Regions from separate parts of the Mus musculus genome. Here region 1 is linked to region 2. A link is a loop called in an ENCODE intact Hi-C map of the cell type or tissue named here. Cell type or tissue: left cerebral cortex. All regions are shown on one strand. Links, peaks and the distances in the headings refer to the core of each region. The heading gives the core; the rest is flanking DNA.

Evidence for each region. Hi-C counts contacts between places; a loop is a spot of excess contacts. Peaks named below come from ENCODE experiments on the same cell type or tissue, not always from the same donor. Only the 100,000 strongest peaks of a DNase experiment are listed, where the experiment ranks them.
Region 1: it touches region 2 in a loop (19-fold over the local background); 9 of 42 quality-filtered maps call a loop at or near these places.

Annotation. Positions count from the first base shown.
Region 1 is chr13:67,368,073-67,384,114 of GRCm38, reverse strand. It overlaps Zfp456 (zinc finger protein 456), which reads left to right and starts at 8,352. Exons shown (of 4, transcript NM_001001186.3): 1 at 8,352-8,425; 2 at 11,238-11,364; 3 at 11,843-11,938. The coding sequence starts at 11,241. In left cerebral cortex, for the core only: no CTCF peak of the experiment used is centred there; a DNase peak (open chromatin) is centred at 8,283; H3K4me3 peaks cover 689 bases.
Region 2 is chr13:67,164,003-67,180,044 of GRCm38, reverse strand. It overlaps Rsl1 (regulator of sex limited protein 1), which reads right to left and starts at 6,863. Exons shown (of 4, transcript NM_001013769.1): 1 at 6,792-6,863; 2 at 3,471-3,597; 3 at 2,885-2,980. The coding sequence starts at 6,827. In left cerebral cortex, for the core only: no CTCF peak of the experiment used is centred there; DNase peaks (open chromatin) are centred at 6,213 and 6,895; H3K4me3 peaks cover 1,280 bases; H3K27ac peaks cover 466 bases.

The DNA of each region.
Region 1 (16,042 bases), core at 4,322-12,321, 200 kb before region 2:
TGGGAGGGGACCGGTTGGGGATATGGGGGTGGGGTGTTATGCCATTCTGGAGGTTCTTCTATCTCTGGATAGATCCTAGGAGGAGCCGAGGGTTGTGGTTTAGCCCCTGCCATTTTTATCTTAGTTTTTTTTCTCTGAGTGGCGGAGAGCCAGGACTCGGAAGCCCGGCTTGTTCCTCTGAACCCAAGGCTTCAACCAGGATGGGGTGTCCTGCGCTAAATTTTTCCAGATGAGAATGTAGGGCACTTGATCTGGCTGAGACCCCATCTCTTCTGCATAACAATATCTTTTTAAAAAAGATTTATTTATATTTATTATATATAAGTACACTGTAGCTGTCTTCAGACACACCAGAAGAGAGCATCAGATCTCATTACAGATGGTTGTGAGCCACCATGTGGATGCTGGGATTTGAACTCAGAACCTCTGGAAGAGCAGTCAGTGCTCTTAACCATTGAGCCATCTCTCCAGCCCAACAATATCTTTAATGGCAGAAATCAAAATCAAATCAAGTACCCTCTGTTGGCCAACCAACATCAAAAGCTGGCCATTCTGTAGAGCAGAAAGCTCTCTAAAATCTTTCTGACATCCACAGACAGATTGTGAGTCCTAGTCTTAATTTCAGTCCAATGCTCAAGAGTCAGTCCAAGGGGAGTGCTAATATTCTGTCCCATCGTCAGAGTCACATACAGAGAAACAAACAATATATACACACACAAAGATTACAATAACCGAGACCAGGACCCAATCAGACGGCTGAGTGAGCACACTCTCACTTGGCACCTCGATGGGAGATCTCCAGGTGTCCCTGGAGCTCCCTCAGACTTCCTGGGACGTCTCCCAGGGTGGCAGCCAGTTACTCCTGACACTTCTGTCAGTAACCCTCCCCTCCTTCCCGGACAGGGAGTTCGTTGCTCTCACGAGCACGGACTACTGCAAACTAGAATACTGAATTCAAACACAGCTGGCAGACAAAGATACAGACAAAAATATAGACAAAGATAGGATCCTACCTCCAAGCGGGGTCTCTGAGAACTGGGGTAGGCCACAAATCCCGCGGACGAGCCCCCATATGTAAGACTCCCGAAGCTGGGCCTCCGCTCAAGTCCAAGGATGAGCTGGCCAACGCCCTAACATCCCAAGAGATAACCACACCTGATGCAAACTGCAAGAGGTTTTATTATCAGCTAGCTGAGGACAAACCCCTCGCACCTCACAGGGCAGGGGAGTTCGACCCTGAGCGGTGACAGTAGGAGACTTTTTAACAGCTAGCTGAGGAGTTGAGAGGAGAGTTTGGAGGAGTTGGGAAGAGTTCTTCTCTTCCGGGTGTCCTTGGTGAAATTTACATGGCAGGAGTGGGGAGTGAGTTCTTTCTGAATTTTCATCTCCTTGTCCTTGGCACAGGAAGGCAGGCATCTCTGGTTGTACAGTATAGAAACAAAAAAGCTTTTTGTTGCCTATAGAGAACAAAGAGCTTATTTCTAGCTGTATTTTTAAAGATCAGGAAAAACAAGCTTGGGGGAATATCTAGGGGCTTTACCTTCCAGGGAGAAACGCTCTAAGTCGGGGTCTCACAATCCATTTATGTCTCATGCAGAGTGTCAGTACAGAGGAACAAGTGTTATTTATTTATTTGCAATACTGCGTATTAAGACAGAGTCTACATTAGAGTCAAGCGCTTTAATGTAGGCCAAGTTCCAATATAAAGACAGAGAGAAGGCTACAAATCTAAGAACCAGGTAAAGACCACATTCAGTTCCAGGAATACCTTCGCACAGACTTCTGGGATATGTAGTCCATGCGACTGTGCCATCATGAGGAGCCATCCAGGCAATCCCACTTTAGCTTTCTTTCTGTACAAGTATATCTTCCTCAAAGTTTTGCGAGAGTCCTGAACGGCTGTACACGCCTGTTGTCTCTGTCATGGAGGTTGGTTCAGGAAGCAGCATAGCCTGGGGCTTTGTACAAGCATTGGGCTGGGAAAAGGCGAGTAGAGTGGGGGTGTGGAAGGTGGGGGCTGAGTGGACCTGGGCTAGGAGGGAGGGCTGAAGAAGCTGCTGGGATTTGTTGTGCTGAACTGGCTGGGTCACGGGACATTGAAGTCCTGGACAGGGAATGGGGCGATTGGGATTGTGTCCTGGGTAAGGGTTTTCATAGGACACCACAGGGTGTTCTTGGACATAGGAACATTCTGGTAGCAGGGGCCAGGATTGCAAGCTAGTGATGGTGAGATGACTACTTGCACCTGAGGCAGTGCTGGGAACTCTTTGACAGCTTTGCTGGGAAGCATGCTCCCCTAGCTGCCCCATTCTCAGGTGGATGCTGTCAGATGCCTCAGTCAGTACCTTTACAGCAAATGGGGTACCTGGTCCCCCTATACTCTGTATCTGGCCGCTTTCAACAATCCATATTATGTTCATTTTCTCTGTCAGTTAAGGAATTAAGCGAGAATAAAAATCCAAGGCACAACAGGTCATAGATTGGAAAATCTGGAACACAGCAGAGAGATCTGCCAGAATGGGAGGTCACTGAGAGTCTTTGACTATGGGTGAGGAAACACATGTAGTGGATACACAGAGGGAAGTCAGCAAAGCAGGCAACCTGCTACCTGGTTTCACCTTGAGGGCTGGGTTTCCTTAAGTCTTGGATAGGTTTCCTGTCCATAAAGTAGGGTTGCATAATTGTAAATAAGACACAATGTCTGCTTGGCACACTATGATTATGTCAACGTCATTGATCAGGCCTTGAACCTGAGAACGTTTATGAGCAGGGTATTAGGAGCTGGTGAAAACTAACGTGTCCTTGTTTTAGGGGGGCCAGGCTTTTGTGTCAGGTCAGCAGGGTGAGGAAGAGCTCACAGACCTGTGTGTATTCTTGTGACTTAAAGTAAACAGACCTGTGATAGAAAGAAGCTTGAGCCTACTGTGAGGCACATCTCTGTCATCTCTGCATTTGTGAGGGGGAGAGGGCAGGACCCTCTGGTCATCCCCTGCTTCATAGCAAATTCGAGGCCAATGTATATATATAATCCTGGCACTTGGGAGGCAGAGGCAGATGGATTTCTGAGTTTGAAGCCAGCCTCATCTACAAAGTGAGTTCCAGGAGAGCCAGGGCTACACAGAGAAACCCTGTCTTGAAGAAAAAAAAAAAGCCAAAAAAAAAAAAAATTCAAGGCCATTGTAGGCTGCCTCAGGCTGTGTCAGAAAACATTTAAACATGCTTGATGGATGTGAGAAATACTCTGTATGATTCATTCCATGTCTTCCAGTGAGAGCCGTGGCAAACCCCTTTGGTGTCTTACAAACTACATGTGCTTCCCTTCTGCTGACTCAATCCATGTGGGGATTCAAACTTTGTTTTCACTAACATGCTCTTGTTAAAGATGGTACATTTGGGTGATTAGTTGTTTGGATTTACTGTGTGAGGAAGGACTCTCCTCTTTCCCTTGCTTGAATATTCTGCCTATTTGCAGCAAATATCCATCCTTTTTGGATAGCTAGCTTGTGTTAGATCATGCCATGACCTGAGAATGCTTCCTTCTGGTCTTCCCTGAATTCTTCCAGTTTGGTCCTTCCATATCTAGGCAGAGACTCCTTCATTTCTTCATTGCCTTTCTGCAGTTCTTTTTTTTTTTTTTTTTTTTTTTGGTTTTTCGAGACAGGGTTTCTCTTTATAGCTCTGGCTGTCCTGGAGCTCACTTTGTAGACCAGGCTGGCCTTGAACTCAGAAATCCGCCTGCCTCTGCCTCCCAAGTGCTGGGATTAAATGCGTGCGCCACCACACCCGGCCTTTCTGCAGTTCTTGACTGATGCAGGCTACTGTGGCTTACGTCTCTGTGTCTTTTTCTGCATCTTCATCTGGGATACCTTCCTGTGTCCCTGTCCCACAGGTTTAGCTGCTTGTAGAGGCTTCTTACAGTTAGCTGGAACAAACCCACGTCCTCCACGGTCCCTCACACAGGTACTGCCGTCTGCAACCAGTAAAGCAAACTGCTAGTGTGGGATGCCGTCCTCTTGCACAGGTTTAAGTCTAGGTCTTAAGTGCAGTTGTCCCTCTGTCCTCCCAGGCTTCCTAATGTTAGTATGAGGTAAGGAGTTACTTGTCTTTACAACTCATGCATGAACCTTGCTGTATTAGACAAGTCATATCTAGAAACTTCTGAGGGGGTGATGGGTGATGGCAGTCAGATCCTGCTGACGTGTGTGATTATATCGAGGCCATGAAGACAAAGTACAAAGGATTGGAACAGGAGTCAAACACATATGCAAAGAATCAACCTGAGGAGTGCAGATTCTTATTACATTGCCATTTTGTGTTATTAAAGTATTTTTCATAGTGTCCTCCATAGTCATCATCCTATGTAGTATCCTATGTAGTAACTATGTGAAAGGAGTCTGGTCCCATGCCAATTCTCTATAAGTCTCCTTTCCATTGTTCTCCTCTTTCCAGAATCCATGTAAAAATAAGTCAGATGGATCAGGGTGCGAGTCCCCACGCTTAACTGAATACACTCCATGTACTGGTGCTTTCAGACTCAGAAAAATACATGGGATCTTTAAAATCCACAGATTCATCTAGACATCTAATGTACACAGCCTAGCATGATATATTTATTTTTAAATTAAAATTACACAATTCCTGTTTCCAAAGCAGATTCTGTATATTGCGGTCTCCCATATTTTTTTTCATGGTTTATTCATTTCTCAGTCATAAAGTTGCAAAATGTATTTCCTTGAAGCAAAAATTAATGATTGTTTCATACCACTCTTATGTGAATTAAGCCTTGGGGCAAAAGTCTAGGAGGTGCTGCTTTGTGATGTGTGTACTGTGCATTTTAAGCACTATGGTGTTTAATGTACATAGGCTGGGTTTGAATGGAGAGTCAGTATTGTTTGGAACCTAATCAGGAATCCAATCCTCTCTTTGAATCTCACTTTGACTTCCCACCAATATCCTGCTAGTCTTTACTTTTGTGTGACTTCTCTGAAAAGATATCCGTGAGAGACACTGACAGGAGACGCAAGAGTTTATAACACATCTACTCTGTTCATTCTTTTACTTCTAGGGTTGCTTCTGGGACCAGTCTCCATACAAGTGGAGTATAGATATTTAGCTCCCAAGTATTATAAGAATAAGTAGTAGTTTTGATGAATAACAATTTGCCTCTCTCTGGAACAGACATTATTTGCATTTCCTCCTTAATGAAAATGAAATTTTCAAAAATTTCTCTTTAATGATTCTCATTAATTATATTGGCAAAAATCCCTTCTAAGTTCAAAGACCTACCACCCATAACCCACAGAATCCCCAGCACACTGGCCTTACAACAACAGACACTTTCCCATGTTCCCAATGCAGAATAGTGGTGGCCTGTGTGAGGTGACATAGGGAGGGATCTGCTGCAGACCCCTCTGGGCCCCTTTGTCTGCGTGGAACGGGTCTCTAGTTGCAGGTGGGCAAAGCGTCGGATGAATTGACAGATGCACACAGGAGAGGTTGTGTAGAATTTGAATGCATTTTGTCAAATCGAGCATCAGACTTTTTATACAGAAGGCAATAAGGAAGTTGGGTGACATACCCACAAGGTACAAATGAGGCTGCCGGATGCTTAATGACTCTTACACAGAACAGAGGAATGAAAACGCAAAGACTGGAAGGAACTGGGCAATAAAATTAACTGAGACAAAGTCAGCCCTATCTAAGGTCAGCTATAGTCTTAGAAGCCAGGTGTGAGGTCTTTTCACTCCTAGGCCAAGGGCTTTCACACCCAAGTCATGGTTCTAACTAGGGAGTTCCGTTCTAGCTAACCATCTCATGAATAATGCAATACTCTAAAACCACAGCCAGATCTACTTCCTAAACCATTGTAAATTCCTGTATATGGGTGTAACTCAGTTTCAGTTCTAAGTATCTATTCTGGTTTCTCCTACGGTCAGAAACTTCTTTCTTCCTTGGTGATGGTAGATTCCTGTGAAGGGCAGTGACCTAGCTTTTACTCAAAGTGGTAGTGTAATACCAGGGGCAGTACTGAATGTCACTGAATAGCAACATTCTTACTGAATTCCAAGTCCAAGGTCTTGCTCAAGGACATTCTAGGACTGTTGGAACACTGGCTTTAGCTATGTCAGAATTCAATCTTAAAAGGCACTTATAATACGGTAATACTAAAAGAGAGCACATGGATCCATACACTAGACTAACGCGGGAATGGAAAATTAATGTATGGGTTAGAGAGAACGCCAGACTCCAGGAGTGAGTTTCTGTGAAACTCTTTTGCTTTGTGAGTAGCTTCCAAGCCTTTCGGCTTGTCACACTGACTCGACCGGAGAGCGTGGCAGGCATCCTTGCAGTTAATTCTCAATACTGTTTCCCTCCTTCCTGGGGACTTGCCCTTCTCCATGCTGATCATTTTTCCATCTTCTTTGTGATTCCCTAGTTCAGCCGACTCACCTTTCTTAATGCTGTGACCCTTTAATACAGTTCCTCATCTCGTGGCAAGCCCCATCAAAATGTTTTTCGTTGCTACTTCATAATTGTAGTTTTGCTACTGTTATCTTAATATAAACAAATATTTTTGGAGACAGGTTTGCCAAAAGGATTGTCACAGGTTGGGTATCACTGACCTAAGATGAAACAAAGTAGGGTCTGTCCCCCACCTACCAGTCTACCCTTCTGCTTGCTTATAAAGTCAGGAAGCTGCTGTGTTTAACTAGCTATGAAGAAGCTTTCAAGACAGTTGAATTTCCTTTCCCTTGAGAAATTGCTGGGTCTCTATTCATCAGACTGCTTCATTCTTCCTGTGTCTTTTAGATCTGCTGGCCTCCTCATAGTCACTTAACTATGCCCTGTAGACAATAGACTGTTTTCTGAGCAGTCACTCTTTAAAGAACATGCATTTAAGTTGTCTTAAAGCCTTATGACCGATAGCTATACCCTCCTTCCTGCAATGAAATCACCTAACACTTCAGACACAAGACTCAGAGGATTACAGCTGTACCTGACAGGAAGGTCTCCCAGCTAAGGACCAGTTATCATAGTGATAGAAGCTGCCTTGCAAGCTTCCAAATGAGAGAAGCAGTAATGATCCTAGTTAGCTGTTAGCTAGTTCTGTGGCAGTGGACCACAGAAACGTCCCATATGGCGTGATATCCCTAAGGTGCCACAGTGCCAATCACATCTTGACATTAGCAGTAGTATAATTGGACTTAAAGGTTGATCAAGTAGACATACATCATGGATAGAAGCATGGGCTGCCACCCATGGCTTGTTAGGTCTTGCATCCTGGAGGACAGGCTAATGCCACCTTTCTAAACCATCATAAGTTTAACTGCATTCTGAAGACTTTTCCTAAGGTCTATACATACGTGAAACTCTTACTGCTCCTCAAAGTACTTCTTGCTGCAGCACAGAGAACGTTAAAAAAAACCTGAAACTTACCCAAATGCAGAGAACTGTAATCTGTGTCCAGACCCAATACATGCATCTATACCACATTTTCTGCATATAGTCATCAAGGACTGTTTCTGGATAGGGGCAGATCGATTATGAGAGTCAGAGGTCCAGGAGGTCGGCTGTGAGGTCGAGCAGCTTAGAGAGTGAAGGGAAGCTGCACCCTTAAACATGACTGACTGAGCAATGACAATGGCTCATGGTTCCTGCAGGGGGAGTCTCCTGGGTAGACAAAGATGTATGGGCACCTAAGAATGGCTGAGAGAGGGGGGAATTAGCCTTTCCCAGGGCTGAGTCCACTCACTATTCAAAGCTAACTCACACAATTATAACAAAATACTGCATTAATACATAAATTCCTGATGTCATGAAGTGGTGAAAAAGGAAAAGTAACATGACTCATTTTATAGGTAATTCTGGGACTTTACTCAAGGAATTATGAAAAGTGGGTCCTGAAATACCAAATTCTTGAAATAATAAACTAGCATCAGGAAATTATTTCATAAAGTTACTTTTCCTTCCCACGCTGGTTACTGTATTGCTTTGTTATTTTAAGGAACCACTAAGTCAACTTTTTTTTTTTCCAAGAAGAAGTAATATTAAAATTACAACTAGAAATGACTTGTAAGCCATATGTTTCTGTCAAAGGCTCGACTCATATCCGTACATCTCCGTTGTGGTTCTGGGATCCGAAACCAATCGCATTACCCATAGCATTTCTGCACATAAGGCTTCCTCCTTGCACCTTCCACTGTGGGTTACCATCCACATAACTCTCCAAACAGTAGAAGTCACCTAACCTGGGTTCTGGGATTTCCGTCGCACAGACTTCTGGGAGATGTAGTCCGCACCACTGTGACCACTGGGAGCCTTCTAGGAAATACCCTTCTGACTTCAAGTCTGTACTTGTGCCTCTTCCTCAAAGTTGGGCGGAAATGATATTCGGCTATCTATTCCAGTTGTCTCTGACAAGAAGGTTGGTCCAGTCAGCAGCGTAGCCTGGGGCTCTGTGTCAACGAGGTTGGTTCAGGAAGAAGTGTAGACTGGTGTTGGGTGCCAGGAGCAGGGTTCTGTCTTAGAGGGAGCGTTTGTGGGCTAGGTGGGAGGGCGGAAGCAGCTGCCAGGACTGGCTGTGCTGAACTGGCTGGGACCGCTGAAGCTGCAGTTTTGGAGTGAGGGGACTGGCCTTTTGGGATTGTGTCCTGAGTGAAGGTTTCCTTTAGAACACCGAGAGCAGCCCGAGTCTGCCTTGGTTCTCTGGTACACTGGAGCAGCTTGGTAGTGGGGGACTAGATTGCAAACTAATGGTGATGAGCTGACTACCTGCTCCTGAGAGAGTGCCAGAGCTCACAGACCTGCATTGCTGGAAACGCGCATCCCTGGCTGCCCCACTCTGACCTGGATGCTGCCAGAGTCCTTTGTGTCTTTAGAGTAAAAGGGTTTCTGGTCCCCGTGTACTCTGTAGCCAGCTTATAGCAATGGCCTTGAGGTCTGACTGTCTACAAGGCAGAGTGGGATCTAGAGGAGCTCACACAATGTTTCACCTTGAGGGCTGTGTTTTCTAAACTTTTGACAGGACCTCCATCCCTACTTTACAGTTGAAAATTTTTAAAAAAGAGAGAATGTCCGCTTGACCCACAATGGTTCCGGTCAACATGACATTATTCGGGCTTGGACTTGTTGAAGAAGTTTATGAATATTGTGTGTATTTCTGCCATTGTTTCTGTTATCTTGTAGCTTTGCTTCCCATAGTAATATGAGGTATAAAAGGGCGGTGAAAAATAAACTCGAGGCTGCTGGCTGCTCGTGGTATTGACCAGCAGTCCTCCCAAGTCTATTTCTTGGCTCTGCATTTTTTTTTTCCTGCCTCTCCTGACTTTAATCCTCACTCCACACACAGAGACTCTTTGACTCTTGGCACAACCTAGGAGTTGCTGCTTCGTGATCTGTGTTGTATGTATTTTAAGCACTGTGTAGTATAGACAGGCTGGTAGGGAATGGGGAGTCTGTATTGTTTGGAACCTGATCAGGAATCCATCGTTCTCTTTGCCTCTCTCTCATGTTTACTTCCCATCAATGTCCTGCTAATCTTTAGATTTGCCCGACTCTCTGAAAATATATCTCTGATTGTCACTGTCAGGAGATGCAAGAGTTCTTAAAACATCTGCGCTGTCCTTTCTGTTGCTCTAGAGTTCCTCTAGGATTGATTTCCATTGAGTGGAATGTAACCATCGAGCTCCTGGTTATTGGAAGAATATGTAGTAATTGTTAATGGGTGGAAGTGTTCCTGCCTCAGGTCAGACATTATTTGCATTTCTTTCCCATTGAAAGTGAATTTTGCAAGTCTCTGATTCCCCTGCAATGTTTGCTGTTAATTGTACTGGCTATAATCCCCACAAAACGGTATCCTGTTTACAGGTCCCCGGACCTCCACCCCCAGGGTCTCACAGGAGATTGTACTCAAGACAGCAGACACTTGCCCATGCAGAATGGAGGAAGCCAGTGCTGGCCAACATAGGGAGTGAGCCCCGCAGTTAATTCTCCATTGTGAGCATGCTCTGATTCTCTCACAGAGAGTTGTTTTGGTCTTTGCTCTGCTCTGGGCTCCTGCCATTCTCCACATTGCTGGTTTTCCCGTGGCCTTGGTGATGCAAACATTAAAAAAAGTGTAATCTGCTTTTTCATACTTGTAAAGACAGGATCTTTCTCTACTAGCTGTACAGAAGGTTTCAAGACCTTTCAATTTATTTTTCCCTTGAGAAACTCCTATTCACCAAAGTGCTTCATTATGCCGGTTAATTTTGGAGATGTTCTGGCCTCTTCATTGCTGCTGAATTCTGCTCATTAGACAAAAGACTATTTTCTATTCAGTCATTCTTTAAAGAAGATATAATCTAGTTGTCCTATAAACTCTTGTGACAATAGCTATTCCCTCTTCCCAAGGGTGGAAACACCTTGCACTTCAGACAGAGGCCTCAGGGAATTGCAGCTGGATCTGACATGAAGATCTGAACAGGGACGAGTTGTCCATACAGATTTAAGGTGCTTTGCCAGGTTCCAAGGGAGAGAAGCAATCAATAGCCCTCTTAGCTCTTATACCAGTGGGCCACGGCAATATCCTCTATGTCATTCCAGCCATAAAGATGCCACAGTGCCACTCAATATCTTGGCATATGCAGAAGCTGTCCAATGGGACTTAAAGCCTCATCAATAGAAGTTACATCATGCTTAGAAGCTGCCGCAGGTGACTTGTTAGGTTGAAACCTTAGAGGGGAACATACTAATGACATGTTACTAAAGCATCCTAAGCTCTCACTGCATTCTGATTGCTTTTCCTTAGACCTACACATGAGTGTGTAGCTCTTACTGTTCAAAGCGCTCCTACACATGAGTGTGTAGCTCTTACTGTTCAAAGTGCTCCTACACATGAGTGTGTAGCTCTTACTGTTCAAAGCGCTCCTACACATGAGTGTGTAGCTCTTACTGTTCAAAGCGCTCCTACACATGAGTGTGTAGCTCTTACTGTTCAAAGCGCTTCTGGCTGCATCAGAGAGAGCTCTGCAGAAAACTGAAACTTACCAAAGTGCAGAGGACTATGTATGACCTTGTGATCTGACCCAATAGGAATGTCTGCAATTCCTGTACATAATAGTCAAGGAATATTTCTAAGCAGGAGCAGTTTGAGTATGAGGACTAGAGGTCATTGTCAAAACCAGAGGTTTGCTGTGAGTTTATTAATGATTTTAATTAATTATAGGTGTGATATTATTCATTGATCTTTATTTCAGGAAATGTTGTCCTTCTGGGATGTGGCCATTGATTTCTCTCCAGAAGAGTGGGATTGCCTGGAGCCTGCTCAGTGGGATCTGTACAGGAATGTGATGCTGGAGAATTTCAGCCACCTTGTGTTCCTGGGTGAGCATTGTATCTATAGAGAGTTCCTATCTCACCCCTACCATCAACATGTAGGGTACAAACCGCTTTGTACAATATCTCATGGAAGTATTTCAACAACGAGTTTCATACCCATCATTTGAAGAAAAATTAGGGAGGTTGCTGTACAGCTAAGAAACATGTCATTGTTTTTCCTCGCTGTGTTTCAAGCATGCCTCCTTTGCTCTTGTGGGACTGTTAGAAATGCACTGGCATCAGGAGTGGACCACATTTGTTAATGAAATTGTTTCTCTATTCAGTTTAATGTTTTCCCTCTAAAGAAACTCAGAATCAGGATATTGTACATTCCTTTCTGTATTTTACTGTCCATGTCAGAAACCCTTGAAGGAACTAATTGTCTGCAGTTATTTATTGTATCATGTCTTTCCTTATAAACACTGTACTGAAAGAGAGAGTAAAAGAACACTGAAGCAATCTTAACCTCTTGTTCTCCAAACAGGTCTTGCTGTCTCTAAGCCATTCCTGGTGACATTTCTGGAGCAAAGACAAGGGCCTTGGGATATGAAGAGACAAGGAATGGCCACTGTGTACCCAGGTATGTAGGAAAGTGGGTGTCAGGGTACAGAGTTTAAGTCCAAAGATACAACAGCCAGGCTTTCCCGTGTGCCTTGAAATATGTATTATGAACATCATTCTTTAGGTCTCTCCTTCACATCTCTCAGACATTTATGGTGGTTTAAGTCTCTTAGGATTTATATTTTGCAAACAGTGTGCCCTGTGCATGTATTTGCAGGGACCCCGAGGTTTTTCTTGTTGCTTAGTCTCTATTGTAGTGTAACACTCAGGGAAATGCAACTGAGTATTGGTCAGACCAGGAGTCACTTTTTTGATGGTGTTAAGGCAGACTTGTGCAAGAAAGCTCTAGTACTGAAATGAGCATGTCTTGGTTAATAAAATCAATGATACGTTCCCATGACACAGAGGCAGGCAGAAGCAGGGAGCTCATCAATTTCCGTTCTGTTGATTAGGACAAATTGGGCTGGGAAGCAGTTGAATAAATTCAGACTAATAGGAGTCCTTTTGGATAGTTCATGTCTCACTGATCTTAGGTAGCATCTGTCGAATATTGTCTCACATTCTGCTGAGGACTGCTTATAGTATCAGACCTAGCTCCAGGGCAGGGATTAGCTTTGTTAGAAGGAGGAGAAATGAAAGCAACGGACGGGGCATGGCCATTTGAACTTGCATATAGTTCCCATACCGTTTGGGTGGCAGGTGTTGGTAGGAGGTTCCTCTGTACACAGTATTCTCAGTTTTCATATAAAGAGACACTGCGTGCAGGGTAATTGCACTGAGTGCTTGCATTTGAGACATCTAGACTGTGGTGCTGAGTCCAAGATCCTCCTCAGCATGAGATGATCCATCCCCTGCCTTGTGAGACAGGAGGAGTAATCCATCTTCCCTGCAGATTAGGAGTAGGAGTTCCTAGTCTGGCTTACAGGTCAGAGGGAGACAGGCGCAGCAGATGCTGGCAAGTCCTGTTCCCCATGCTTCCTTATCCTGAGATGAGGCTAGCATGCATTTCCTCTGATAGGTCTGTGTCCCATTGGACAGTGTGCTAATAGTAATTGTGTTCATTTACCCTGGATGTGTCCTGTCATGCAAGCTCAGTGGAGTGTTAGCCTTCTTCACTCAAGTGTTCAGTTTTGTTAACCAGTTTATAAACCACACCGGATTTTGAATATTATGCCATACTGAGTAAACTTTAAGGTGACTATAAATTTGTTTGAGCTCCCTGTTTTCTGCTAAACTTTGACATGTACAGAGGACTGTATAATGGAACATTGGTATTAGTCACTTACTCCAGTATTGTCTCTATGAATGAATTACATTTGAATTCAGCATGAATCCACACACAATTTGGGCACATTGACTGTCACTCATTAACTGGATCATCATTATCAGTTATGGCCGAATTATATTTGCTGTGGCACTTACAGTGAATTAGTGACTGTCATCAGATTAAAATTTTAGTAAATGAAAGAAATTATCTCTATTAAAAATTTCAGCCTCATAAATTACAATTGTTGGGACTGGAGAAATGGCTCACCAGTTAAGATCACTGGCTTCTCTTCCCGAGGAAGAGTTCACTTGCCAGCATCCACATGGCAGCTCACAAGTGTTTGTAACTTCAAATCCAGGGGATCCGAAACCATTACACAGACATATATTCAGACATGCATTGAGGCAAAACACCAATACACGTGAAATAAAAATTAAATTAATAAAAAAATTTACAGTTTCTGAACTGCAAACCTCTTATCTCTTAGTAAACTTGAACATAAATACACCCTGGAGGAGCTGGGGGCCTCACTGTCCTGATCTCTTTGTGGTGCCCCTTTCCACAGTCCTGGTCAGTCCTCCAGACAGTCTCTGTGCCTTGTTTTATTTCATCAGGAAATAATACAGAAAAGTCAATAGTATGTCTGGCCTTTCCAAGAATGAAAAGGCATACAAGTAATTATCATTTCTTGGCATGACACCATTTTCCATGTACTTAAAGTTTAAGAAAGTTAGCGAAGACATAGTGACTAGATAGACATCTTTAAGTCAGAAGTGTTTTCTAACCTGATAGAAGTTTATAACTTAGGAACATAAATAAATTTGACCACTAACTGTATTTTCTTTAAATCACTTTTCCCATAATGCCTGTGTTTCTTAGTCTGACCTAATGTGACCTAGCCTCATGGTTTTGTACTTTTGTCCCCCTCTTTATTTATATGATGAGTATTATCTTAAATAATTTTAATCTTTTTATTTTAAATATGAATATAATTTCAAATATGAATTCTTTGAATCTTCTTAAAATAGTTACACTGACCTACACAGAGAAAAGTTATATGCCAGCAAGAGGTTTAGAGATGTCAGTAGACTTGGAAGAGAGGCATCTTTTGTGAACAAAGATGGGAAGGAGAGTATAGCAGTTCAGTCTGTAACTGACTGAAGAGTCAATTGACTGACCTTTCCTATAAGGTCCATTTTTGAAGGAATGCTAACATTGAACAAGGCCAGCTGTGATTGTATTTAGCAGGCACAGCTAGACTTATGAAGACAGTAGTTGTTCAGCTTAGTACATACTGTGCAACATCGGCTGAATAAAAGAAGGTTCCAAGCAACCTACACAGCGAGGGTAATTTGATGAATGAATTTGACCTGTGCACATACTGGTAACCTATTGTGCCTTGACAGTTTCCAGGGGATACATCATAGAAAGCCCAAGATGGTCTTTATCGTTTAGATAGCATGTAGACTTACCATAATCACTAAGTTGATCATTTTAGCATCATCAGAACTTAGTTATGATTTTGGAGTTATGATCAAGACACTTTAGCATCTTTAATCTAATTTAAAGGTGTGCATTCCATTAGTTGTTCTTATTTTACACAGATTTCTTCCATGACATAATTACTAGCAGCCTCTTCTGGAAATAGTTCACCTCTTAGCTGTTCTCAAATGCATGGTATCTTTCCCCAGACTGTCCTGATGTTGTCCTTCTACCTGTCACAGAGTCAGGGAGCCAGTCTGTCCCTGGACAGACACTGTGGGAGAAACTTGAGTCAGTTATACTTGAGCCTTGACTTGGTGGGGCTTATCCTATCCCTGGAACCAGGTTTTCATTGAGCTAAAAGCCAGAGAGAAAATACCTTCTTGGAGGACCAGAAGGACTAGGTTGCATTTTGGTGTGAGAAATGACATCGGTCATTCCAGTACCCTCTGGCCCTCATTTACTTGGTTTTACAAGCTGACCCACAGATACGTGATACCAGAGGCAGGCCACTGTCCTGAAATTTCAGACGTTTTCATTCTATCTATTCAGACCATTCAAAGAGTGGCTCTTTCCAAGCTCCAGGTTTGGAGGCCTCAAGACAACATTTCTCAGCAGTATTGCTTAGCTTGGGTGAGCTGTCGGCTAAAAGTCAGGCCAAATGAAGTCACACTGGGCAGTAGCAGTCTCTGCACTGTTTGCACACAACTGAAAGTTTGTGTACTTTACTGCCAACCCAGGTATGAAATCATCGTGAGAAACTAACAGCACACTAGTGTGTCTCTAATCATTTACGCTCATGCTAGTGAAACTGATGCCAAGAGCTCTTCGTGAAGGATGAAAAGTTTCTAAAATTTTTTCCTATCTCACAGTCAATAATAGAATTTAACATGCATGCCTTCTGTGGATACATAATTTGAAGATTAAACTATGCCACTAGGAGTGTGTGTTTAGTACCTCCTCAATAATTTTCAGAATTTTGTGGATCCAAAATTTTTTCCTTTGTCCTTTGATCTTGTGTATCATTGTTTCTGAGTCACCCTATATATTTTGATGTATTTAAAAAATACATTGATAGAACACTTAAGGAGAGTGTAAGATAAAAATACCTATAATCTTTGCTTCTGTGAAATTCCCTTCACAGATAACCACGGCTCTGCCATTGTCATGCCCTGTTCATTGTCTCTCTCCACTCAGTGCTCAATGGTTATTTAATCTTATAAATTAATTAGTTTTAGAAATAGGTGATTTTATTGCCAGGACTGGTGTCATTGGCTGCCATTAATCCCAGCACTTGAATCGTGGTAGCAGGTAGATCTCTGAGTTCAAGGCCAGCTTCACATACGTACCAATTTCCAGGACAGGCAGTTCTAC
Region 2 (16,042 bases), core at 3,398-11,397:
TGCAACCTAGTCCTTCTGGTCCTCCAAGAAGGTATTTTCTGTCTGGCTTTTAGCTCAATGAAAACCTGGTTCCAGGGATAGGATGAGCCCCACCAAGTCCAGGCTCAAGTATAACTGACTCAAGTTTCTCCCACAGTATCTGTCCAGGGACAGACTGGCTCCCTGACTCTGTCACAGGTAGAAGGACAGCATCAGGACAGTCTGGGGAAAGATACAATGCATTTGAGAACAGCTAAGAAGTGACCTGTTTCCAGAAGAGGCTGCTAGTAATTATGTCATGGTAGAAAGCTGTGTAAAATAAGAACAACTAATGGAATGCACAACGTAAACATAGATAAAAGATGCTAAAGTGTCTTAATCATAAGCCAAAATCATAACTAAATTCTGACAGGTGCTATAATCATCAACGTAGTGACTATGGAAAGTCTACATGCTATCTAAACGATAAAGATAATCTTGGGTTTTCTATGATGTTGCCCCTGGAAACTGTCAAGGCACAATAGGTTACCAGTATGTGCACAGGTCAAATTCATTCATCAGATTACCCTCTCTGTGTAGGTTGCTTGGAACCTTCTTTTATTCAGCCGATGTTGCACAGTATTAACTAAGCTGAACAACTACCATCTTCATAAGTCTAGCTGTGCCTGCTAAATACAATCACAGCTGGGCTTGTTCAATGTTACATTCCTTCAAAAATGGACTCAATAAGCCAGGTCAGTCAATTGACTCTTCCTTCAGTTACAGACTGAACTGCTATACTCTCCTTCCCATCTTTGTTCACAAAAGATGCCTTTCTTCCAAGTCTACTGACATCTCTAAACCTCTTGCTGGCATATAAATTTTCTCTGTGTAGGTCAGTGTAACTATTTTAAGATTCAAAAAATCCACATTTGAAATTATACCTTTAATGAAAAGATTAAAATTACTTAAGATAATACTCATCATATAAATAAAGAGGGGGACAAAAGTACAAAACCATGAGGCTAGGTCACATTCCGTCTGACTATGGAACACAGGCATTATAATAAAAGAGACTAAAAGAAAATACATTTAGTAGTCAAAATTTACTCATGTTCCTACATTATAAACTTCTATTCAGGTTAGAAAACACTTCTGACTTAAAGATGTCTATCTAGTCACTATGTCTTCGCTAACTTTCTTAAACTTTAAGTACGTGGAAAATGGTGTCATGCTAAGAAATGAGAATTACTTGTATGCCTTTTTATTCTTGGAAAGGCCAGGCATACTATTGTCTTTTCTGTATTATTTCCTGATGAAATAAAACAAGGCACAGAGACTGTCTGGAGGACTGACCAGGACTGTGGAAAGGGGCACCATAAAGAGATCAGGACAGTGAAGCCCTCAGCTCCTCCAGGGTGTATTTATGTTCAAGTTTATTTAGAGATAAGAGGTTTGCACTTCAGAAACTGTAATTTTTTATTAATTTAATTTTTATTTCACGTGTATTGGTGTTTTGCTAAATGCGTGTCTGCATATATGTCTGTGTGATGGTGTCAGATCCCCTGGATGTGAAGTTACAAACACTTGGGAGCTGCCATGTGGACGCTGGCAACTGAACTCTTCCTCGGGAAGAGAAGCCAGTGATCTTAACCAGTTAGCCATTTAACCAGTCTTAACAACTGTAATTTTTGAGGCTGAAATTTTTAATAGAGATAATTACTTTCATTTATTAAAATTTTAATCTGATGAGAGTCACTAATTCACTGTAAGTGCCACAGCAAATATAATTAAGCCATAATTGGTAATGATGATCTACTTAATGAGTGACAGTCAATGTGCCCAAATTGTGTTTGGATTCATGCTGAATTCAAATGTAATTCATTCATACAGACAATACTAGAGTAAGCGACTAATACCAACGTTCCATTATATAGTCCTCTGTACATGTCAACGTTTAGCCTAAAACAGGGAGCTCAAACAAATTTAAAGTCACCTTACAGTTTACTCAGTATGGCATAATATTCAAAATCCGGTGTGGTTTATAAACTAGTTAACAAACCTGAACGCTGGAGTGAAGAAGGCTAACACACCACCTAGCTTGCATGACAGGACACATCCAGGGTAGATGAACACGATTACTATTAGCACACTGTCCAATGGGACACAGACCTATCAGAGGAAATGTATGCTAGCCTCATCTCAGGATAAGGAAGCATGGGGAACAGGACTTGCCAACACCTGCCATCCAAATGATATGAAAACTACATGCAAGTTCAAATGTCCGTGTCCTGTCCGTTGCTTTCATTTCTCCTCCTCCTAACAAAGCTAATTTCTGCCCTGGAGCTAGGTCTGATTCTATAAGCAGAATTCCTCAGCAGACTGTGAGACAATATTCGACAGATGCTACCTAAGATCAGTGAGAAATGAACTGTCCAAAGGGACTCCTGTTAGTCTGAATTTATCCAACGGCTCCCCAGCCCAATTTGTCCTAATCAACAGAACTGAAATTGTTGAGCACCCTGCTTCTGCCTGCCTCTGTGTCATGGGAACATATCATTGATTTTATTAACCAAGACATGCTCACTTCAGTATGAGAGCTTTCTGGCACAAGTCTGCCTTAACACCATCAAAAAAGTGACTCCCGGTCTGACCAATACTCAGTTGCATTTCCCCGAGTGTTACATTACAATAGAGACTCAGCAACAAGAAAAATCTTGGAAGTCCATGTAAAAACATACACAGGGCACACTGTTTGCAAAATATAAATCCTAAGAGACTTAAGCCACCATAAATGTCTGAGAGATGTGAAGGAGAGACCTAAAGAATGATGTTCATAATACATTATTTCAAGGCACATGGGAAAGCCTGGCTGTTGGATCTTTGGACTTGAACTCTGTCCCCTGACGCCCACTTTCCTACATACCTGGGTACACAGGGGCCGTTCCTTGTCTCTTCATGTCCCAAGGCCCTTGTATTTGCTCCAGAAATGTCACCAGGAATGGCTTAGAGACAGCAAGACCTGGTTGGAGAACAAGAAGTTAAGATTGCTTAAGTGTTCTTTTACTCTCTCTTTCAGTACAGTGTTTATAAGGAAAGACATGATACAATAAATAACTGCAGACAATTAGTTCCTTCAAGGGTTTCTGACATGGACAGTAAAATACAGAAAGGAATGTACAATATCCTGATTCTGAGTTTCTTTAGAGGGAAAACATGAAACTGAATGGAGAAACAATTTCATTAACAAATGTGGTCCACGCCTGATGTGGGTGCATTTCTAACAGTCTCAGAAGACTAAAGGAGGCATGCTTCCAACACAGACATTTCAAACACAGCAAGGAAAAATAATGACATGTTTCTTAGCTGTACAGTAACCTCCCTAATTTTTCTTCAAATGATGGATATGAAACTCGTTGTTGAAATACTTCCATGAGATATTGTACAAAGCGGGAGAGCTACATGTTCATGGTAGGGGTGAGATAGGAATTCTCTATAGATACAATGCTCACCCAGGAACACAAGGTGGCTGAAATTCTCCAGCATCACATCCCTGTACAGGTCCCACTGAGCAGGCTCCAGGCATTCCCACTCTTCTGGAGAGAAATCAATGGCTACATCCCAGAAGGACAACATTTCCTGAAATAAAGACCAATGAATAATACCACACTGTAATTCATTAAAACCATTAATGAACTCACAGCAAACCTCTGGTTTTGACAAGGACATCGGGTCCTCATACTCAAACTGCTCCTGCTCCAGAAATGTTCCTTGGGTATTACGTGCAGAAATTGTAGACATACCTATTGGGTCAGATCACAAGGTCATACATAGTCCTCTGGGCTTTGGTAAGCTTCAGTTTTCTGCAGAGTTCTCTCTGATGCAGACAGAAGCGCTTTGAACAGTAAGAGCTACACACTCATGTGTAGGAGTGCTTTGAACAGTAAGAGCTACACACTCGTGTGTAGGAGCCCTAAGAACAGTAAGAGCTACACACTCATGTGTAGGAGCGCTTTGAACAGTAAGAGCTACACACTGATGTGTAGGAGCGCTTTGAACAGTAAGAGCTACACACTCATGTGTAGAAGTGCTTTGAACAGTAAGAGCTACACACTCATGTGTAGGTCTAAGGAAAAGCAATCAGAATGCAGTGAGAGCTTAGGATGCTTTAATAACATGTCATTAGTATGTTCCCCTCTAAGGTTTCAACCTAACAAGTCACCTGTGGTAGCTTCTAAGCATGATGTAACTTCTATTGATGAGGCTTTAAGTCCCATTGGACAGCTTCTGCATATGCCAAGATATTGAGTGGCACTGTGGCATCTTTATGGCTGGAATGACATACAGGACATTGCTGTGGCCCACTGGTGTAAAAGATAAGCAGAGCTATTTTTTTTTTCTTCTCTCCCTTGGAACCTGGCAAAGCACCTTCAATCCGTATGGACAACTCGTCCCTGTTCAGATCTTCATGTCAGATCCAGCTGCAATGCCCTGAGTCTTGTGTCTGAAGTGCAAGGTGTTTCCACCCTTGGGAGGAGGAATAGCTATTGTCACAAGACTTTATAGGACAACATAAATATATCCTCTTTAAAGAATGACTGCACCAAAAATAGTCTTTTGTCTAATGAGCAGAATTCAGCAGCGATGGAGAGGCCAGAATGTCTCCAAAATGAACCGACATAATGAAGCACTTTGTTGAATAGGAGTTTCTCAAGGGAAAAATAAATTGAAAGGTCTTGAAACCTTCTATACAGCTAGTAGAGAAAGATCCTGTCTTTACAAGTATGAAAAAGCAGATTACACTTTTTTTAATGTTTGCATCACCAAGGCCACGGGAAAACCAGCAATGTGGAGAATGGCAGGAGCCCAGAGCAGAGCAAAGACAAAAACAACTCTCTGTGAGAGAATCAGAGCATGCTCACTATGGAGAATTAACTGCAGGGCTCACTCCCTATGTTGGCCAGCACTGCTTCCTCCATTCTGCATGGGTGTTTGTCTGCTGTCCTGAGTACAATCTCCTGTGAGCCTCTGGGGTGGAGGTCCGGGGACCTGTAAACAGGATACCGTTTTGTGTGGGTTTTAGCCAATACAATTAACAGCAAACATTGCAGGGGAATCAGAGACTTGCAAAATTCACTTTCTATGGGGAAGAAATGCAAATAATGTCTGACCTGAGGCAGGAACACTTCCACCCATTAACAATTACTACATATTCTTCCAATAACTGGGAGCCCGATGGTTACATTCCACTCAATGGAAGCCCATCCTAGAAGAAGTCTAGAGCAACAGAAAGGACAGCACAGATGTTTTAAGAACTCTTGCATCTCCTGACAGTGACAGAGATATATTTTCAGAGTTGGGCAGATCTAAAGATTAGCAGGACATTGGTGGGAAGTCAACATGAGAGGCAAAGAGAGGGCTGGATTCCTGATCAGGTTCCAAACAATACAGACTTCCCATTCCCTACCAGCCTGTCTATACTACACAGTGCTTAAAATACATACAACACAGATCACGAAGCAGCAACTCCTAGGTTGGGTCAAGAGTCAAAGAGTCTCTGAGTATGGAGTGAGGATTAAAGACAGGAGAGGCAGAAAAGATGCAGAGCCAAGAAATAGACTTGGGAGGATTGCTGGTCAATACCACAGCAGCCTCGAGTTTATTTTTCACCGCCCTTTTATACCTCATATTACCATGGGAAGCAAAGTTACAAGATAACAGAAACAATGGCAGAAATATACACAATGTCCATAAACTTCCTCAACAAGTCCAAGCCCTGATAATGTCATGTTGACCGGAACCATTTGGGGCCAAGCGGACACTCTCTTTTTAAAAAATTCTCGGGGCTGGTGAAATGGCTCAGCTGTTAAGAGCACCGACTGCTCTTCCAAAGGCCCTGAGTTCAAATCCCAGCAACCACATGGTGGCTCACAACCATCTGTAATGAAATCTGATACCCTCTTCTGGAGTGTCTGAAGACAGCTACAGTGTACTTACATATAATAAATAAATAAATATTTTTTTAAAAATTCTCAACTGTAAAGTAGGGATGGAGGTCCTGTCAAGTTTAGTAAACACAGCCCTCAAGGTGAAACATGGTGTGAGCTCCTTTTGATCCCACTCTGCCTTGTAGACATTCCTGCCTGTGTGTCCACTGCATGTGTTTCTTCAACCCTAGTCCAAGATTTTCCGTGCATTCAGACAGATATGTTGGCTATGTCCCAGAATTCCCCAACACGACAGCTGTTGTAACTCGGATTTTTCCTCTCTTAATTCTTTACTGGCAGCGAAAAATGAACACAGTCAGACCTCAAGGCCATTGCTATAAGCTGGCTACAGAGTACACGGGGACCAGAAACCCTTTTACTCTAAAGACACAAAGGACTCTGGCAGCATCCAGGTGAGATGGGGGCAGCCAGGGACGCGCGCTTCCAGCAATGCAGGTCTGTGAGCTCTGGCACTCTCTCAGGAGCAGGTAGTCAGCTCATCACCATTAGTTTGCAATCTAGTCCTCCACTACCAAGCTGCTCCAGTGTACCAGAGAACCAAGGCAGACTCGGGCTGCTCTCGGTGTTCTAAAGGAAACCTTCACTCAGGACACAATCCCAAAAGGCCAGTCCCCTCACTCCAAAACTGCAGCCTCAGTGGCCCCAGCCAGTTCAGCACAGCCAGTCCTGGCAGCTGCTTCCGCCCTCCCACCCAGTCCTCAAGCGCTCCCTCCAAGACAGAGCCCAGCTCCCGGCACTGAACCCCAGGCTATGCTGCTTCCTGAACCAACCTCCTTGACACAGATCCCGCACAGAGCCCCAGGCTACGCTGCTGCCTGGACCAACCTTCTTGTCAGAGACAACTGGAATAGATAGCCGCATACGATTTCCGCCCAACCTTAAGAAAGACGCACGAGTACAGACCTGAACTCAGAAGGGGATTTCCTGGAAGGCTCCCAGTGGTCACAGTGGTGCGGACTACATCTCCCAGAAGTCTGTGCGAAGGAAATCCCAGAACCCAGGGTGGGTGAAGTCTACTGTTTGGAGAGTTTTGTGGATGGGAACACACAGTTGAAGGTGCAAGGAGGAAGCCTTATCTGCAGAAAAGCTGTGGGTAATGAGATTGGTTTTCGACCCCAGAACCACATCGGAGATGTATGGATTTGAGTCAAGCCTTTGACAGAAACTTTTGGCTTACAAGTCATTTCTAGTAGTAATTTTAATATTACTACTTCCTGGCCGGGGGGGGGGGGACGGGACGGGGGGCACGTTGACTTAGTTGTTCGTTAAATAAACAAAGCAATACACTAACCAACGTGGCAAGGAAAACTAACTTTATAAAATGTTTGAAACCAGCCTTGGCGTTCCTGACTATGCTCCTAGCTCCTCAGTGGCTTTTGACAAATGGACTTGGGATACAAAGCTGGCTTGGTGTCTGCCCCAACAAACTTGTATACTGTTGTTTGTGTTTCTACTTTTTGAATATATAGAAACAATTCCTCCAGGGCATTGCTAATATTACACATACAGAAACACATGCTGTTTGAGCAGGCCAAGGAGGTTGACTCTGAAGATAAAATTTGACATCCCCATGCCACACCCAAGCATGTGTGTATCTAACATTCCTCTAAATCTCTTGTCCTGAGTTAATGCCCCGGACTCTCAGACATTGGAAAGAAGATCAACAAGAAGCCCATGGAGGCATTGATTAAAACCAGCTAACAGGCTACCTATGTCCAACAGAGACTACTACTGTTGATCTGTTGGTAGAAAGGTGTCTGTAATAAAAGCAGGTCACACATCCAGTCATTTCCCCTACTTGTTGTATGCAGGTGAGACATAAATGCACAAGGCTTTGAGTTGTACTGTAGAAACAAGAGTGTACAGAGCACAAACATTTTAAAGTGGTATACACCCTCACCACAATAGTTGAGTAGCCTGCAACTAGGATTTCCTTCTGAGAGCCCTCAGAAATCAGTGTACATGGGGCTGCTAACAAAACAGCCAGGGGATCACATGGAGTCAAAGCCTTGTCCATTCCTTAGATCCTGTGAACTAAAGGCAGGTACTAAAAAATCAGCTGCAGTGGAGTCTACTCCACTGTGGAACACAGACCCAAAGTAGCCTCTAAGACTACATAAGCATAGACTTAAGAGTTCAATCAATGTATTTTACTTATCCATCGAAATATATAGGGTGAGCATACCAAGTGATGATAGGCAATGCACGCTTAGAAACATCGGTACAGAAGATCAAAGAACAAAGGAAAAAAATCTTGAATCCACAAAATTGTGAAAACTTATTGATAAGGTATTAAACACACAATCCCAGTGGCATGGTTTAATCTTTGAATTCTGTATCCACAAAAGGCATGCATTTTAAATCCTTATTATTGAGTATGTGATAGGAAAACATTTGAGAAATTTTTCATCCTTCACAAAGAGCTCTTGGGATGAGTTTCATTAGCATGAGCGTAAGCGATTTGAGATGCACTTAAGTGTAATGTTAGTCTTTCACAATGATTTCATACTTAGGTCTGCAGAAAAGTGCACAGATGTTCAGATGTGTGCAAACATTGCAAAGACTCCAAAGGGACCAAAGGAGCCAAAGGGACTCCATTCTGCCTGAGTTTTATCTAACTGGTCACCCAAGCTAACCAATAGTACAGATAAAATGTTGCCATGCGGCCTCCAAACCTGGAGCTTTGGAAGATCCACTGTTTCAATTGTTTGACCCAAGGGAATTGACACTTGAAGTTTCAGGGGCTGGGCTGCCCTGGTATGATGCAATTGTGGGTTTGGCTTTATACACCAGATCAAGTCGGAGCCAAAGTGTCCCGAAATGACGAATGTATTTGCTGTCACCAAAACCCGACCTAGTGCTTCTGGTCCTCCAAGGAGGTAGGTAAAGATGTATTTTGTCTGGTAAAGATTCTAGTAAGTAGACAAACTGCTGACAGGGAATCCTTCCCTGCATCTCCTTCTAACATCTAAGCTAAAGATGTTGAGTTCAGGCAAATCCATGTATTATGCCATTTCTGTGGATGCTGCAGTGAATGACTGAAAAATCCACCTGATGTATGCTGTCTCAGCTATTGTTCTGTTTCTTACACTTGTTCCTCAGGGCCACTGTCTGAGCTCACTTTAGAACTAAGGCAACTGGAAGCTATAGAGTTCCTCTGTTCTCCTGTCTGGGCTCTAGGAGAGATGCCAACGTCCTTGCTGAGGTTGCTTTAGTGGTCCTCCACGAAAGTCCATGTCCGCTTCTCAACGCACTCATGCCCAGCACCAAGTTCCCCTTATGGTCTTGTCAAAAGTCTAAACCTAGTAACTCCCTACCACACTTGCCCAAAGGGATCCTTTGGCTGCTGGGACTGAGCTATATAATCTCACTGACCCATTCATATACTATAAAAGCAAAGTAGTGTCAGGATCACCTCTACTGCAGAACATAGGCTACTGAGGTAACCACCAGGCCAGGGGCTCCACAGTGGGAAGAGGCAGGGACCCATGCATGACAGAAGTCTAGCCAGCCTGTAGGTCCAGGACTCAAGCTCACTATGGACAAGGGTTGAAGCCATTTTTTGGTGGGAAGAGTCCTCTAGCTGCCCTGCTTGTTTGGGTGATTGGAGATGAAAGTGAGGTTGGGTCCTTTTGCAAACCTTATTCCTCTGAGGAGTGTGTGTGTGTGTGTGTGTGTGTGTGTGTGTGTGTGTGTGTGTTTGGGGCTCCACTGTCTTATGGCTGAAGTTGGCCTTTGTTTCTGCTCCAGCAAGCCCTGATACGCTTCTTTCATCTCTAGAACTTTTTAAGTCCCTCAGGTGTCCTATTTTGTGGGTTTTCTCTTTAAATGTCTCTTTCCAAGGCTACAGGTATACTTTGTATGTAAAGCTTAGACACTGATCCACAACGGAGCCAATATATCTATGTCTCATAGAATCAGGACAGAATCCTTAACATTGGGATTTTTATAAGAGGAAAACACATATTGAGTTTCTCAGGCTGTCTGCCCACACCAGAAGTACTGAAACAAGTCATGCTTAGGTACATGCCTGGGTTCAGTCTTACAGAGAAACAATGCCTTCTGAATACAGAGAATGATTTTATAAATCATCATATGCTATTTTAGCTCACTGTAAACCTAGTTCCAGAGATAGAATATGCCCCAGTCACTTCCAGCTCAAGCATAACTGACTCAGAATTTCTCCCACAGCCTCTGTCCTGGGTCAGATGGGCTTCCCAACTCTGTGCCAGGTAGAAGGACAATTGCAGGACAAGACAGGGGAAGACACCATGCTCTTGAGAACATCTAAGAGGTTAACTGTTTCCAGAAGAGGTTGCTATTATTTATCTCATGGTAGAAAGCTGTGTAGAACAAGAACAACTAACGGAATGCACATTCTTAAAAAGGATAGAAGAGACACATTGCTAAAGCCTCTTAGTCATAACTCCAAAACCATAGCTAAATTCTGCCATACGCTATAACCATGAACTTAGTGATTATGGTAAGTCTACATGCTATCTAAATCATAATGACCATGTTGTGTTTTCTATAAACTTTTCCTTGAAACTGTCAAGACCTTACATGTGCACAGGTCATGTTAATTCATCACATTACCCTAGCTGTGTAGTTTGATGCGGTTCTATTCATGAAGGGTCCTGTCATCCTTCTCTTCCTAAGTCCAATGGTCTGGCCCTGATAAATAACTAGTTGTAAATCTTTGATGAAAAAAAAATAGCCTCTGTTAAATTATTGTACCTGTAGTTCAAGTAAAGTGTATATATATATATATATATATATATATATATATACACTTCATATAATAAGTCAATATTTTGACTCTCCCCTAAGATCAGTGGAGAAAGAACTGCTCAACGTGAGTCTGGTTGTACGGCTTTTATCCAAGTGCTCCCCACCCTAAATTGTTCCAATCAACAGAACTGAATCTGTTGAGTGATCTGGCCCTGCCTGTCTCTGTGTGGTGGAATTGTGGGTTTGACCCAATCATGCCTCCCTTTGGTGTACAGATCTTTCTGGCATGAGCCAGCTCTCAATCCCAGTGGATAAATGACTATAACTTTGACCTCCACTGATTGGCATTTCCCTGAGTCTCACTTTATAATGGAGACTCAACAAAATGAAGAGCCCTGGAAGTCACTGTAAATACAAGCACAGTTCACTGCTCAGGAAACACAAAATACACTTAAACCACCACAAACAAACATCTGAGACATGTCCTTCTCTAGAAGCAAAGACAAAAGAGAGAGGCCTAAGCCTTTCTTGACAACGACATCATGTTTCAAGGTATATGGGATCTGTTAGATCTTTGAACCTCCACGTTGTTCCGACCTCCTCTTTCCTACCAACCTGGGAACACTGCTTTTACTGCTTGTCTCTTCACACCAGCAAAGCCTTGTCTTTGCTCCAGAAATGTCAGCAGCTGTGACTTAGAGTGAGCAAGCCCTGTTTGTAGGAAAAGGAAATGAGATTGTATAAGAGTTCATCTACAGGGAATTGATATGACCCTTCAAGCAACAGTGTTTACAAGGAAAGAGAATTATTTCTTTACAATAGTTTTTGACAAGATTACCAGAATACATATTGGAACATACAATGTCCAGATTGTAAGTTTCATTTAAAGGGAGAAATATTAAAACTGAATTGTTAAACATTATAATTAATAAGTGTACTCCAAGCCTCGTGCCCTTGAATTTCTTTCTTTTTTTCTCTTTCTCTCTCTCTCTCTCTCTCTCTCTCTCTCTCTCTCTCTCTCTCTCTCTCTCTCTTTCTTTCTTTCTTTCTTTCCTTCTTTCTTTTTTTTTTTTGAGACAGGGTTTCTCTATGTAGCCATGGCTGTCATGGAACTCAGAAATTCACCTGCCTCTGCCTCCCAAGTTCTGGGATTAAAGGCTTGCGCCACCATGCCCAGCCCTTGAATTTCTGGTAGTGAAAGATATATACGTCTAACACAGAAAGGTTAAACACACAAAGAGAAAATCAATGAAGTAGTTCTTAGCTGTACAACAACCTGACTAATTTTTTTAAAAGAATATGAAAGTTTCTGTTGAAAAGCAAATACTCCCATGAGTCCCGTATTGTACAAAGTGAGGAAGCTGCATGTTGATGGTGAGATACAAATGCTCTACAGATGCAGTGCTCACCCAGGAACACAAGGTGGCTGTAATTCTCCAGCATCACATCCCTGTACAGATTCCACTGAGCAGGCTCCAGGCATTCCCACTCCTCTGCAGAGAAATCAATGGCCACATCCCTGAATGACAGCATTTCCTGAAATGAAGACCAATGAATGATATCACAGCTTAAATGAATTAAAACCACTAAAATCATTTAAATACCACGATGAACTCTGCTGGATAGTTCTCCGGTCAACTTGACACTAGCTAGCATTATTTGAGGAGAGAGAAGAGTATTTGAAAAAAAGTCTCCATGACATTGTCCTGTAGCCAGGCCTATGGCATTTTCCTAATTAGTGTTGATAATGAGATATCTACAATATGGGTGGGACCCCACTGGGGAGGTGTTTTTGTATGGTATAGGAAAGCAGGCTGAGCAAGCCATGGAATACCAGCCAATAAACAGTGTTCCTGTGTGGCCTCTGCACTGGTTCCTGACTTGAATTCCCTCAGTGATGATCTGTTACCTGAAGATGTCAGCTGAAATGAACCCTTTCTTCTCCAAGTTGCCTTTCCTCATGATCTTTATCACAGTGATAGAAACCCTTACACGGGCATCATGTGCCTGTGGACACAAATCTAGATTCTGTGTAAGGATGAAAGAGAGCTAGACCCGTTTCTCACATTAGTGAGTAATATTCTTCAGACACATCAAAGGTGCTCATATGACCTCACAATGGACCCATCTTCAAGGAAAAACAAGGTAAAGGATGCTATAAGACCACATGGGCTCTATACATTGAAGACAGAGGAAATGTAAAATAAGTACATCCACAGAAGCATCCATTTAATGCCATATGCTTATTATAAACCACACAAATAAACAGTTCTCACAACAGAAAGTCCTGGTGAGGGAGAAGGTTCTTGTCAACACTAAATATCCACAGCCATGAATGTGAAATGAAATGAAAATACAGACTTTAATGAGGTGGCTCTGGCTGTCATCTGGGTTTCTGCATTTGTCCAGAATTCAGCAGCAACACAAAGCACAGTGACAAGGGACAGTAGATGGAGGAGGCAAGGGGTAGAACACTAAAGGAAGAACTCACAGACTAATATCATTCAAGGTTCTGAACATAAGAGAAAATCAGCATGCAAAGGACTAACCCTAATGTATGAGATTTTTAAATAGAACAATCACTCTGCTCTTTTGCCATGTTCCCGACATCACTCTGCTCCTTCTTTACCCATGTTCCCGTTATTCTTATTCTCAGGTGGGTACAGAGCCATGTATGTGAGCAATGTTCCCTAAAGCGTGTATTTTTGCACCGTGTATCAGCGCTGTAGCAGAGAAATAGATTTGCTGATGCTAGTTTATTATTTCAAGAATTTGGTATTTCAGGACCCACTTTTCATAATTCCTTGAGTAAAGTCCCAGAATTACCTATAAAATGAGTCATATGTTACTTTTCCTTTTTCACCACTTCATGACATCAGGAATTTATGTATTAATGCAGTATTTTGTTATAATTGTGTGAGTTAGCTTTGAATAGTGAGTGGACTCAGCCCTGGGAAAGACTGATTCTCCCCTCTCTCAGCCATTCTTAGGTGCCCATACATCTTTGTCTACCCAGGAGACTCCCCCTGCAGGAACCATGAGCCATTGCCATTGCTAAGTCAGTCATGTTGAAGGGTGCGGCTTCCCTTCACTTTCTAAGCTGCTCGACCTCACAGCCGACCTCCTGGACCTCTGACTCTCATAATCGATCTGCCCCTATCCAGAAACAGTCCTTGATGACTATATGCAGAAAGTGTGGTATAGATGCATCTATTGGGTCTGGACACAGATTATAGTTCTCTGCATTTGGGTAAGTTTCGATTTTCTTTAACGTTCTCTATGCTGCAGCAAGAAGTACTTTGAGGAGCAGTAAGAGCTTCACGTATGTGTAGACCTTAGGAAAAGTCTTCAGAATGCAGTTAAACTTATGATGGTTTAGAAAGGTGGCATTAGCCTGTCCTCCAGGATGCAAGACCTAACAAGCCATGGGTGGCAGCCCATGCTTCTATCCATGACGTATGTCTACTTGATCGACCTTTAAATCCAATTATACTGCTGCTAATGTCAAGATGTGATTGGCACTGTGGCACCTTAGGGATATCACACCATATGGGATGTTTCTGTGGTCTACTGCCCCAGAACTAGGTAACAGCTAACTAGGATCATTTACTGCTTCTCTCATTTGGAAGCTTGCAAGGCAGCTTCTATCACTATGATAACTGGTCCTTAGCTGGGAGACCTTCATGTCAGATACAGCTGTAATCCTCTGAGTCTTGTGACTGAAGTGCTAGGTGATTTCAGAGCAGGAAGGAGGGTATAGCTATCAGTCATAAGGCTTTAGGACAACTGAAATGCATGTTCTTTAAAGAGTGACTGCCCAGAAAACAGTCTTTTGTCTACAGTGCATAGTTAAGTGGCTGTGAGGAGGCCAGCAGATCTAAAAGACACAGGCAGAATGAAGCAATCTGGTGAACGGAGACCCAGCAAGTTCTCAAGGGAAAAGAAATTCAACTGTCTTGAAAGCTTCTTCGTAGCTAGTTAAACACAGCAGCTTCCTGACTTTATAAGCAAACAGAAGGGTAGGTGGGTAGGTGGGGGACAGATCCTACTTTGTTTCAACTTAGGTCAGTGGTACCCAACCTGTGACAACCCCTTTGGCAAACCTGTCTCCAAAAATATTTATTTACATTAAGATAACAGTAGCAAAATTACAATTATGAAGTTGCAACAGAAGTAATTTTGATGGGGCTTGCCACGAGATGAGGAGCTGTATTAAAGGGTCACAGCATTAAGAAAGGTGAGTTGGCTGAACTAGGGAATCACAGAGAAGATGGAAAAATGATCAGCATGGAGAAGGGCAAGTCCCCAGGAAGGAGGGAAACAGTATTGAGAATTAACTGCAAGGATGCCTCCCTATGTCACCTCGCACAGGCCACCACTGTTCTGCATGGGGAACATGAGGAAGTGTCTGTTGTCATAAGGCCAATGTGCTGGGGATTCTGTGAGTGATGGGTGGTAGGTCTTTGAAATTAGTAGGGATTTTAGCCAATACAATTAATGAGAATCATTAAAGAGAAATTTTTAACTTGTAAAGTTCATTTTCAAACAGGAGGAAATGCAAATAATGTCTGATCTAGAGAGAGGCAAATTGTTATTCATCAAAACTACTACTTATTCTTATAATCATTGGGAGAGAATTGGCATGGGACCAGACTCATTTCACATAGTTACTACATAGGATACTACATAGGATAATGACTATGGAGGACACTATGAAAAATACTTTAATAACACAAAATCGCAATGTAATAAGAATCTGCACTCCTCAGGCTAATTCTTTGCATATGTGTTTGGGTCCTGTTCCAATCCTTTGTACTTTTTCTTCATGGCCTCTGATATAATCACATACATCAGCAGGATCTGACTGTCATCACCCACCACAGCTCCCCTCAGAAGTTTCCAGATATGATTTGTCTAATACAGCAAGCTTCATGCATGAGTTGTAAACACAAGTAACTCGCTCCCTCATAATAACTTTAGGAGGCCTGGGAGGTCAGAGGGATAACTGCACACCAAGGGGGCCTGGACTTAAACCTGTGCAAGAGGATGGCATCCCACACTAGCAGTTTGCTTTACTGGTTGCAGATGGCAGTACCCGTGTGAGGGACCGTGGAGGACATGGGTTTGTTCCAGCTAACTGTAAGAAGCCTCTACAAGCATCTAAACCTGTGGGACAGGGACACAGGAAGGTATCCCAGATGAAGAGGCAGAAAAAGACACAGAAACGTAAACCACAGTAGCCTGCATCAGTCAAGAACTGCAGAAAGGTGATGGGGAAATGAAGGAGTCTCTGCCTAGATATGGAAGGAGCCAACTGGAAGAATTCAGGGAAGACCAGAAGGAAG